Linked DNA regions of Homo sapiens: all the other regions are linked to region 2. A link is a contact called in ENCODE Hi-C or POLR2A ChIA-PET data. All regions are on one chromosome and are shown on one strand. The core of a region is the stretch at or near the end of the contact, and the rest is flanking DNA. Distances in the headings are between cores, read along the strand shown. Region 1 overlaps ST6GALNAC1 (ST6 N-acetylgalactosaminide alpha-2,6-sialyltransferase 1). Region 2 overlaps RHBDF2 (rhomboid 5 homolog 2). Region 3 overlaps MXRA7 (matrix remodeling associated 7).

The links. A loop is a pair of places that touch in the nucleus more often than their neighbours do. ChIA-PET counts read pairs that join two places held with the same protein, here RNA polymerase II (POLR2A). Pooled maps may share reads with other maps.
Region 1: a loop to region 2 is called in a pooled map, with 2.9 times the contacts of the local background. The contact joins two enhancer-like sites. A Hi-C loop is called at or near these places in 3 of 50 pooled maps. POLR2A ChIA-PET finds 5 or more read pairs at or near these places in 3 of 52 experiments (BJ, HepG2 and Panc1).
Region 3: a pooled map shows a loop between it and region 2 (4-fold over the local background). The contact joins two enhancer-like sites. A Hi-C loop is called at or near these places in 2 of 50 pooled maps. POLR2A ChIA-PET finds 5 or more read pairs at or near these places in 4 of 52 experiments (H1, K562, PC-9 and 1 more).

The regions. Positions count from the first base shown.
Region 1 is chr17:76,621,727-76,625,440 of GRCh38, reverse strand. It overlaps ST6GALNAC1 (ST6 N-acetylgalactosaminide alpha-2,6-sialyltransferase 1), which reads left to right. Exons shown (of 9, transcript NM_018414.5): 9 at 1-678. The coding sequence ends at 111. Among named protein-coding and RNA genes, the nearest start is that of ST6GALNAC1, 20 kb to the left of the region's middle. Within about 2 kb of position 1,385, at least 2 of the 41 ENCODE cell types and tissues checked have a DNase peak (open chromatin) inside an H3K27ac peak, as active enhancers do.
Region 2 is chr17:76,479,269-76,482,873 of GRCh38, reverse strand. RHBDF2 (rhomboid 5 homolog 2) reads left to right here. Exons shown (of 19, transcript NM_001005498.4): 3 at 1,329-1,499; 4 at 3,020-3,141; 5 at 3,597-3,605. The coding sequence starts at 1,350. Among named protein-coding and RNA genes, the nearest start is that of AANAT, 13 kb to the right of the region's middle. RefSeq lists silencers at 1,002-1,051, 1,112-1,211, 2,032-2,101. Within about 2 kb of position 1,578, at least 14 of the 41 ENCODE cell types and tissues checked have a DNase peak (open chromatin) inside an H3K27ac peak, as active enhancers do.
Region 3 is chr17:76,695,307-76,698,769 of GRCh38, reverse strand. All of the region lies in intron 1 of MXRA7 (matrix remodeling associated 7), which reads left to right. Among named protein-coding and RNA genes, the nearest start is that of MXRA7, 14 kb to the left of the region's middle. RefSeq lists enhancers at 1-509, 510-1,063, 1,064-1,617. Within about 2 kb of position 1,894, at least 17 of the 41 ENCODE cell types and tissues checked have a DNase peak (open chromatin) inside an H3K27ac peak, as active enhancers do.

The DNA.
Region 1 (3,714 bases), core at 136-2,635, 140 kb before region 2:
ATAAACCATGACTTCAAGCTGGAGAGAGAAGTCTGGAAGCGGCTACACGATGAAGGGATAATCCGGCTGTACCAGCGTCCTGGTCCCGGAACTGCCAAAGCCAAGAACTGACCGGGGCCAGGGCTGCCATGGTCTCCTTGCCTGCTCCAAGGCACAGGATACAGTGGGAATCTTGAGACTCTTTGGCCATTTCCCATGGCTCAGACTAAGCTCCAAGCCCTTCAGGAGTTCCAAGGGAACACTTGAACCATGGACAAGACTCTCTCAAGATGGCAAATGGCTAATTGAGGTTCTGAAGTTCTTCAGTACATTGCTGTAGGTCCTGAGGCCAGGGATTTTTAATTAAATGGGGTGATGGGTGGCCAATACCACAATTCCTGCTGAAAAACACTCTTCCAGTCCAAAAGCTTCTTGATACAGAAAAAAGAGCCTGGATTTACAGAAACATATAGATCTGGTTTGAATTCCAGATCGAGTTTACAGTTGTGAAATCTTGAAGGTATTACTTAACTTCACTACAGATTGTCTAGAAGACCTTTCTAGGAGTTATCTGATTCTAGAAGGGTCTATACTTGTCCTTGTCTTTAAGCTATTTGACAACTCTACGTGTTGTAGAAAACTGATAATAATACAAATGATTGTTGTCCATGGAAAGGCAAATAAATTTTCTACAGTGAAGATGCAACTAGTTGTTACTCCATGGATAGGGACCAGTTTTGCACATGGTCCCTTTCATTCTTCTATTCTCCCCATTAACCTGCTTTCTTTTTCAAACCCCCATGACGAGAATTGAGCTAAGCCAAAGACATTTCAGTTCACCTTACCCTTTGAGCTCTATCTGCAGGATTTGGACTCTGGAGCCTGGAACAACCCTAACAACTCTAAACAGAATAAAGTGGCCAGGCACGGTGGCCTGTAATCCCAGCACTTTGGGAGGCCAAGGCAGGCAGATCACTTGAGGACAGGAGATCTAGACCAGCCTGGCCAACATGGTGAAACCCCGTCTCTACTAAAAATACAAAAGTAAGCCGGGCGTGGTGGCGGGCGCCTGTAATCCCAGCTACTTGGGAGGCTGAGACAGGAGAATCACTTGAACCTGGGGGGCAGAGTTGCAGTGAGCCAAGATTACACCACTGCACTCCAGCCTGGGCGACAGAGCAAGACTCCGTCTCAAAAAAATAACAAAAATAAAAATAATAAATAAATAAACAAATAAATAAATAAATAGAATAAAGGACCCTCGGTAGGAGAGTGGAAGGGAGAGAGGGGAGCTTCGCTTTAGATTTCATGGTTAGGGAAGGAGGGGACCAATGGGACAGGGATTTGCTTTGCACTAAAAGGGTGCAGTGCCAGCTCCGGGCGGCAGGTGGCGGCAGCTCGGCGCCCTGCTCGCGGCGCCCTGTCCTCCGCGGCACCCCAGGCTCCTTACTTCAGCAATAAAAAGCAATAAATGCTTTTCCCCCACAAAGCTCTAGTCACAACGACTTTGACAGGGTGGACATCACATCAGGTCAGAGCAGGAGAGAAAATGAGTAGCCATGGGCAGAGAGCCCCCTTACTCCCATATTGGCCTCCTCAAATTTAAACTCAGGCTACCTAAACTTAACGACTGAGCCTCACCGAGTGTTACTCGAGTCCAAAGTAGAATATACTGATGGGTTAGATCACTCTGCTAGTATAAGCCAATAGAATTAGAAAAGATAGGTCAATTAGAGGCATAAGGATTGGAAAAGAAGAGGAAAACTGTGATAAATAGGCTACATATTATAGTAAGTTAGCAGGATATAAGATTGGCATACGGAAATCAGTAACTGTCATAAACATAAATGATAATCAAGTAGAGGATGTAATGTAGAGAAAACCCATTTACAAGAGCAACAAAGTCTGTATGAGGAAAACATTAACACTCCTGAAAGACACAGAAGTAGACCCAAATAAGCCAAGTCATCTTTTGTTCTTGGAAAAGATGACTCAATATCATAAATATGTCAGTTCTCCTCAAGTTAATTAATAAACTTAGTGCGATTCTAGTAAAATGCCAAAACATTTTTTCTAGAGCCTAAACTGATACACACATTCATACGGAAGGATAAAAATGTAAGAAGAGCTAGGAATACCTGCGAAAGAAAAGCTATGAGAGAGGTCTACCTCTACCAAATATTCAGACATACTATAAAGTCTCTATAATTAAAACAGTGTGGTACTGAAGCAGGAATAGACAGACCAGTGAAATGGAACAGAAGGTCCAGAAATAGACCCAAGCATTGTGATTAATGGTGCTCAGACAGCCAGGTGGTCATTTAGAAAGAAATCAAACTAGGTCTGTAACTCCCATCAACAATTAAATTCCAGATGGTTCAGAGATCTAAATGTAAAAAAATGAAATGACAGAGGCCGAGGCAGGCGGATCACAAGGTCGGGAGTTCAAGACCAGCCTGGCCAATATGGTGAAATGCTATCTTTAATAAAAATACAAAAAATTAGCCAGGCCTGGTGGCGCATGCCTGTAATCCCAGCTACTCTGGAGGCTGAGGCAGGAGAATCGCTTGAACCCAGGAGGCAGAGGTTGCAGTGAGCAGAGATCGCGACATTGCACTCCAGCCTGGGCGATAGAGCAAGACTGTCTCAAAAAAAAAAAAAAAGAAATGACAAGAGTTCTAAGAATTCATGGGTGAGTAGCTCTTTGACTAGAACGTAAGAAAAAGATTTCTAACTAGGACTCACAATCCAAAGGCAATACCAGACTGGTAAATTTTACTACATAAAATTAATAAAATGGGCCAGGCGCGGTGGCTCACGCCTATAATCCCAGCACTTTGGGAGGCCAAGGTGGGCCGATCATGAGGTCAAGAGATTGAGACCATTCTGGCCAACATGGCGAAACCCCATCTCTACTAAAAATACAAAAATTAGCTGGGCATGGTGGCGTGCACCTGTAGTCCCAGCTACTCAGGAAGCTGAGGCAGAAGAATTACTTGAACCCGGGAAGCCGAGGTTGCAGTGAGCCAAGATCACGCCACTGCACTCCAGCCTGGTAACAGGGTGAGACTCTGTCTCAAAATAATAATAATAATAATAAAATGTTGCATGGTGAAAAAAATCACCAGGAGGTCAAAAGACAAATTAAAAAGTGGGAGAAAATATTTGCCACATATATCACAGATAAATGGTTAATATATATATATATAGTAAAGGACTTTGAGGAAAATAGACCAAAAACCTAATAGAAAAATAGGCAAAAATATATATATATATATGAACAGCAACTCCCCAAAAAAGATGTAAAAATGATTCTTAGACATGTGAAAAAAATGTTCAGTTTGACTCATAGTGAGAAATGCAGGCCAGGCGCAGTGGCTCACACCTGTAATCCCAGGACTTTGGGAGGCTGAGGCAGGAGGATCACTAGAGGCCAGGATTTCAAGACCAGCCTGGGCAACATAACAAGACCCTGGTCTCTATTAAACAAAAACAAAAACAACAAAAAAAAAAAAAAAGAAAAGAAAGACTTTAAACAAATTAAATTTAGAAGGTTTTTTGAGCAAAGAAACAATGAATCAGGCAGCACCCTGAACCAGTAAAGGTTCAGAGAGCTCTACCCAGCAACCTGGGTAGGCAGTACTTATAGACAGAAAAGGGAAGTGATGTACAGAAACAGCTGGATTGGGCCAGGTGTGATGGCTCACGCCTGTAATGCCAACACTTTGGGAAGCC
Region 2 (3,605 bases), core at 329-2,828:
TTTTTTCAATGAGCATATGCCACTTTTATTGTTAAACAGTGTTCTCACTATGGGGGAGAAAAGTGCCAGACAGGTGGCAGTTTCAGTTATCTTTTTTTTTTGAGACATTTTCTCACTCTGTCGCCCAGGCTGGAGTGCAGTGGCATGATCTTGGCTCACTGCAACCTCTGCCTCCTGGGTTCAAGCAATTCTCGTGCCTCAGCCTCCCAAGTAGCTGGGATTATAGGCATGCGCCACCACACCTGGCTAATTTTGTATTTTTAGTAGAGACAGGGTTTTACCATGTTGGCCAGGCTGGTCTCAAACTCCTGACCTCAGGTGATCCACCTACCTCGGCCTCCCAAAGTGCTGGGATTACAGGCATGAGCCACGCACCCAGCCAGTTTTAGTTATCTTTGAAAAATGAACTGGGGCTGGGCACAGTGAGCTTGCACCTGTAATCCCAGCACTTGGGAGGCCAAGGCAGGCAGATGGCTTAAGCCCAGGAGTTCCAGACCAGCCTGGCTAACATGGAGAGACCCCCACCTCTACAGAAAAAAGACAAGAAAAATAAACTGGGTGGCCTTGGGGGACAGGGACCAGCACAGTAGGTTTCTCATCTCTCGGCCCACCTCGGCCTCCCCAAGTGCTGGTATTACAGGTGTGAGCCACCGTCCCTGGCCTGCATCTTCATGCTCTTTTCAGGGTTTGGTTCTTGCCTCAAGCGGAGAGATCAGAAATTGAATGAGGTAGTAAGTTGAGGACCTCCCAGACCCATATGGTCCGGGATGCAAATGATGGTCAGAAATAGACCTCACTCCAACCACTGGGCCTGAGGTTCAGCCTGGTTCAGGCTGGGTTTAGTCCCCAGGGATGGTTTGTTTTTGGTTTTGTGTGTGTGTGTGTGTGTGTGTGTGTGTGTGTGTGTGTGTGTGTGTGTGTTTTCAGACAGAGTCTTGCTCTGTCGCCAGGCTGGAGTGCAGTGGCGCGATCTCGGCTTACTATAACCGCTGCCTCCTGGGTTCAAGCCATCCTGCCTCAGCCTCCCGAGTAGCTGGGATTACAGGCACGTGCCACCACGCCTAGCTAATTTTTTGTATTTTTAGTAGAGACGGGGTTTCACCATGTTGGCCAGGATGGTCTCGATCTCCTGACCTCGTGATCCCCCCACCTCGGCCTCCCAAAGTGCTGGGATTACAGGCGTGAGCCACCGCGCCCAGCCGCCCAGAGATGTTTGAACCAACTTTAGGCAAGTTGGTTCTTGGTCTGGGCTGCGTGCCCTGGCGTCAGGGTCCTGACACTGCGCCACCCCGCACCGCCCACCGCTGCTCTCCCGGTCTCCATTCCAGCCCTCCCGCCTCCTGCCCACAATGGCCTCTGCTGACAAGAATGGCGGGAGCGTGTCCTCTGTGTCCAGCAGCCGCCTGCAGAGCCGGAAGCCACCCAACCTCTCCATCACCATCCCGCCACCCGAGAAAGAGACCCAGGCCCCTGGCGAGCAGGACAGCATGCTGCCTGAGGTAAGGGGGCTGGCCTGGGGGCTCACTGTTCTGCCGTAGGTAACAGATGTACCCACGTGACACTTTCTGGTCAGTTTCACTTCCCAGAGGGGCTCCTTCCTGAGCCACAGCTGCTGTCTGTGCAGCCCTTGACTCGGGCCCTACCCCCTCCTTCCTGGGCCCGAAATATCACAGGGAGTAAAGCCAGGAACCGGGCTCACTCTCATCGTGGTCAGGGGCACACAGGAAGGGCCAGCCCCAAGAAAGTGCTTGCTGGTAACCCTGGGGCCCTGGCTGTTCTCATTTCACCCCCTAGGCCTGGACTCTCAGTCTCTCTTCTGAGGGCTGGGGGCTTTCTTTGACATGGGTGAGCAGGGGACAGTGTCTCCCTGGCATCAGCAGCCCGCCTAGGCAGTGTCCGCTTCCTTTGGGAGGACGAGAACAGATCAGTGTTTCTGACAGTCTGGTCTAGTGCCCCATAAAGAGCTCATTGAAAACCGGCTTGTGGCAGCGTGGGCTTCCTGCACAGTCTGGAGTATAAAGGGAAGCGATGTTAACGCCCCCCGTTCACCCGAGAGCTCTGCAGAAGACACAGCAGCAGGCAGGAGCGTCATGGTGCAGAGGGGAGGGACTGGATGAGGAGTTAGGAAAACACACGCTGGCCTTGACGGAGAAAAGTTAGACAATGGCGATTTTAAATTCAGAATGAGGCTGGGCGAGGTCGCCTCATGCCTGTAATCTCATCACTTTGGGAGGCTGAGGCAGCCAGATCACTTGAGCCCAGGAGTTCGAGACCAGACTAGACAACATAGCAAGACTCTGTCTCTGCAAAAAAAATTAAAAAAGAGCTGGGTGTGGTGGCACATGCCTGTAATCCCAGCTACTTAGGACACTGAGGTAGAAGGCTTGCTTGAGCCTGGGAGGTCGAGGCTCCAGTGAGCTATGATGGTGCCACTGCCCTCCAACCTGGGCAACAGAGCAAGACTCTGTCCCAAAAAATATATATATAGGCCGGGCATGGTAGCTCATGCCTGTAATCCCAGCACTTTGGGAGGCCGAGGCGGCCAGATCACTTGAGGTCAGGCAGGAGTTCGAGACCAGCCTGGCCAACATGGTGAAACCCCGTCTCTACTAAAAATACAAAAATTAGCCGGGTGTGGTGGCACATGCCTATAGTCCCAGCTACTCAGGAGGCTGAGGCAGAAGAATCGCTTGAACCTGGGAGGCGGAGGTGTCAGTGAGTCGAGACCACACCACTGCACTCCAGCCTGGACAATACAGTGAGATTCCATCTCCAAAAAAAAAAAAAAAAAAAAAAAAAAAATATATATATATATATATATACATATACAAACACACACACACACACACACACACACACACACACATTATATATATATATTTCCAAATGAAAGCAAATTGGGGCATAAATCAGGGTTGAAGTTTGTTCTCAGGGTTTTCAGAATAGGAGGCTAAAGAAAAGCCAGCCCAGGACCTGGGCTGCACACACCACCGCCTGCCCTCCCTCCTTCCTCCCCAAGAGGAAGAACCCAGCCTACTTGAAGAGCGTCAGCCTCCAGGAGCCACGCAGCCGATGGCAGGAGAGTTCAGAGAAGCGCCCTGGCTTCCGCCGCCAGGCCTCACTGTCCCAGAGCATCCGCAAGTGAGCCCCCCTACACCCAAGCCCAGCACCCCCCACCCAGCAACCTGTGGATTCTCGGGGCCTGGACATGATTGGGCCTGGTCCCTGCGTCCCCTCTCTGGAAGGAGGAGGCCGGCATTAATGAGCAATGTCTCCCTGTGGCCTATTATCATGGTATAGATGGGGAAATGGGTATGTGCTTTGCGGAATATCACGGTGTGGAGGCTGGGGGGCTTCGAGGAGCTGGGTGGATCAGTGTGGGGGTGCCTGGGGCCCTAGCCTGGCTCCTCACGCTCCCGTCATCCCCTGCTTCTGCTCATCTGGTCACTGGGCTCCAGCCAGGGGCCTCACAGGCAGATCCGCCCCCCACCTCCCTGTAGGCACGCGGGCACACACGTGCCATCACCCCTTCCACACACTCAGGTGCACAGGCGTAGACAAGCGTATGCCCACCTGTCCCTTGTCTGCTTCCGCAGGGGCGCAGC
Region 3 (3,463 bases), core at 645-3,144, 220 kb before region 2:
GCCTGGGCAACAGAGCAAGACTCTTATCTCAAAAAAAAAAAAAAAAAAAAAAAAAAACAGAAAGGAAGGAAGTCAGGTTGGAATCAACATTCCCAGGCCATGTTAAGGTGTCAGAGATGCTGTGGCTGCCAAGAAAAACTGGACAAGTGAGAGGGGGACAGTTTGAGACTTGGGTTACTAGGTTCTGGACAGAAGTTCCTGGGACATGCCTCATCCAGTTGCAAATACGGATTTAGAGAGTGGAGCCTGCGTGTCCCCAGCCTGGAGCTGTAGTTTGGAGGGGGAGATGGCTGAGTTGTTTTGCCGGGTATGGAGGAACAGAGGTGACCCCTGCCCCAGCCTGCCCTCCCTGCCCACCACCAAGCCCCCGGAGCTGGCGCCAGCTGGGCTTTGCTGCTCCCCCCCCGCCCATTGCAAAAGATGAGCAGCTGATTGGCTAATGGAGTCCTTCTGGAAGGAGTGAGAGCATTGTCAGGCACTGTGGAGGCAGCCCTGGGCCCGGCCCATTCTGGGGTTGGGGGGCCTGGGCAGGCCCCTTGTCGCCTTCCTGTTATCTCCATCCTTGCCTGCTGCAGGCAGGGGAGGGACAGGTGTCCCCTTGGGAGTTAGGAACGGCCTGCCTCCTGGAGCCGCTGTCCTCTAAAGTCATTCTGGATTAGCCAGTGGGATTGGTGCAGTCACAGCATGCGGCAGCTCTGGTGGCCACAGGGCCACAAGAGACCTTCTTTGCACTGCCCCACAGCAGAACCATCTCCTTGGGCAGCAGACACGCAGGCAGAAATCTGTCTCTATCACTCTCTCTCCCTCTGTTAGTGTTCTCTCTCTCTCCCCTCCCCCCGCCTTATCTATCCCTCTCTTCTCTCCCCTCCCCTCTCTCCCTCTCCCGACTTCAGCACTTTGCATCACGCTTGAATTAGCTTGAATCAGCCAGGGCAGCCATAAATGGCAGCGTGCAGCCTGCAGGGCGTGAGCTTGGTTCACTGTGTCTCCCAGCTACTGCAGCCTGGCCGGGCCCCTCAGCTTGGCCTCCGGGGCACCCTGGTCCTAGGCTCCTAGCACTGGGGAGGCTGTCAGGAGGCACGTCCCGTTTGCCTTCCCCCTCCCGCCTCCACCTCCTCCATTGGAGGGAAAAGCTGAATTAGAAAATTATCCCAGAACATGACATTAAAATGTGGTCTCTATTCAGTCATAAAATGCTGAGACTCTGATCAGTGAAGTGATGGAGCTTGGGCTCAGCCCAGCCTGCCCTGGGGACCAGCCAGGGTGACGCCAGCTGCCTGTCTCAATTCACTGTTTCCATGAAATTGATTGACTTTCATCAGAAACATGATGTATTCATTTGCCAGGGCTGCTATAACAAAACACCACAGACCGGGCACCTTCAGCAACAGACGTTTCTTTTCCCAGAGTTCTGCAGACTGGAGGGCCAAGTTCAGGGTGTCCGCAGGTTCGGGTCCTCCTAAGCCCTGTCTCGCTGGCTTGCAGTTGGCCGCCTTCTCCGCCTCCTCACATGGTCTTTCCTCTGTGCACTCACAACTCTCATGTCTCTGTGTGTGTCCGAGTTTCCTCTTATAAGGACAGCAGTCCTTGGGTTAGGGCCCACCCTAATGGCTTCATTTTAACTTAATCACCTCTTTAAAGGCCCTGTTTCCAAATAGAGTCAGGCTGAGAGGTAGTTGGGGCCAAGGCTTCAGCATATGAATTGGGGCGTGGAACACAGTTCAGCCCATGAGCCGAGTAGCCTGAACACTCCTGGGACCAAGGGCATGGACAGGAACTCCGCGGTGATGATGGCCTTGGGTGAGGTTTGAGTCAGCGCTCGAGCAGCTGCTCTGTTCCGTTTCCTTTGAGACCTCAGGAAGAATCAGCTGCGTACTCTGTTGGGTTCGTGCCGCCTCCAGGAAATGATCCTGGTCGCACCCACCATGGCACAGCTGCCTGATGGTGGGGAGGACTCAGACCATGAGACCCTGGAGAGATTGCCTTTGGCTGGCCGCACCTTCACGGATTCATTCAACGCTGAGCTGAAGGCCAGGTGCCTTTAGCATCGCAGTTTGGGCCTTTATCATCTCTCCCCTGAGCTCTGTACCCTCTTCTCATAGTTCCTCCTGCCTCTTCTCTTGCCCCATTGCAATCCTCCCACCTCAGCCTCCCAAGTGCAGCTCTCACTCTGTTTGTCCGTGTTTATTTTTTTCGTTTAAAAAATTTGTATTGACACCTGTTTATTTTTTATTTTTATTTATTTTTTTAGAGGCAGGGTCTCCCACTGTCACTCAGTTGGAGTACAGTAACATCATCATAGCTCACTGCAGCCTCAAACTCCTGGACTCAAGCGATCCTCCCACCTCAGCCTCCGAAGTATCTGGGGCTACAAGCACATGCCACCACCCCCGGCTAATTTGTTAATTTTTTATAGAGATGGGGGTCTCACTTCATTGCCCAGGTTGGTCTCAAACCCCTGGCATCAAGCAGCCCTCCCACCATGGCCTCCCAAAGTACTGGCATTACAGGTGTGAGCCACCGCGCCCAGCCTTGTTTATCCCTGTTTGAAAGTTTCAGGTGGCTTCTCACTTCCTGAGGAATGAAACCAAACGCTTTAGTGTCCTGTATATGATCTCTGTGGTTGCAGACCCTGCATTTCTGCACACTGTTTCTTTCTTTCTTTTTTTCTTTTTGAGATAGAGTCACGCTCTGTCACCCAGGCTGGAGTGCAGTGGTGCGATCTCGGCTTACTGCAACCTCCGCCTCCTGGGTTCAAGAGATTCTCCTCCCTCAGCCTCCCAAGTAGCTGGGATTACAGGCACCCGCCACCACACCTAGCTAATTTTTGTATTTTTTTAGTAGAGAGGGGGTCTCACCGTGTTGGCCAAGCTGGTCTTGAACTCCTGGCCTCAAATGATCCACCTGCCTTAACCTCCCAAAGTGCTGGGATTACAGGCATAAGCCACAACACCCAGCCTCTGCACACTATTTCTGACTGTGTCACACCCACCCTGCAATCATACCCAAGTCTGTAGAGCCACTGGAAGAGCCGAGGTGTTCCGTGCCTCCATGCCTTTACATGGGCTGTGCACTCTGCCCAGATGCCCTTCTCTCTACATCTGCCTGGCAAGCCCATCTCGGACCCAGCGTGGCTTTCTCATCCACTCTGAGGCCTTCTTTGCTCCCTGCAGACACAGCTGAGCTCCCTTTCCTCCAGGCCCCCACCGTGCACACTCCTGAAAACATAGCTGCAAATTTGATTGTGCCAAAGCGGAAGGAAAGATGGGCGTGCTATGAGGGAGGCACGAAGGTAAAATCCTTAGTGCCAGCTCTCTGTTGAGCACAGCCTTAGACGATGGAGCTCTGGTATTTCGCACAAGGTTTTGCTTTATCCCTTCCCATCCCGTTGCACACACACACACACACACACACACCTGAAGCTAAAGAGCCACCCCTTGCAGAAGGGTTTGTGTCTTTGTCT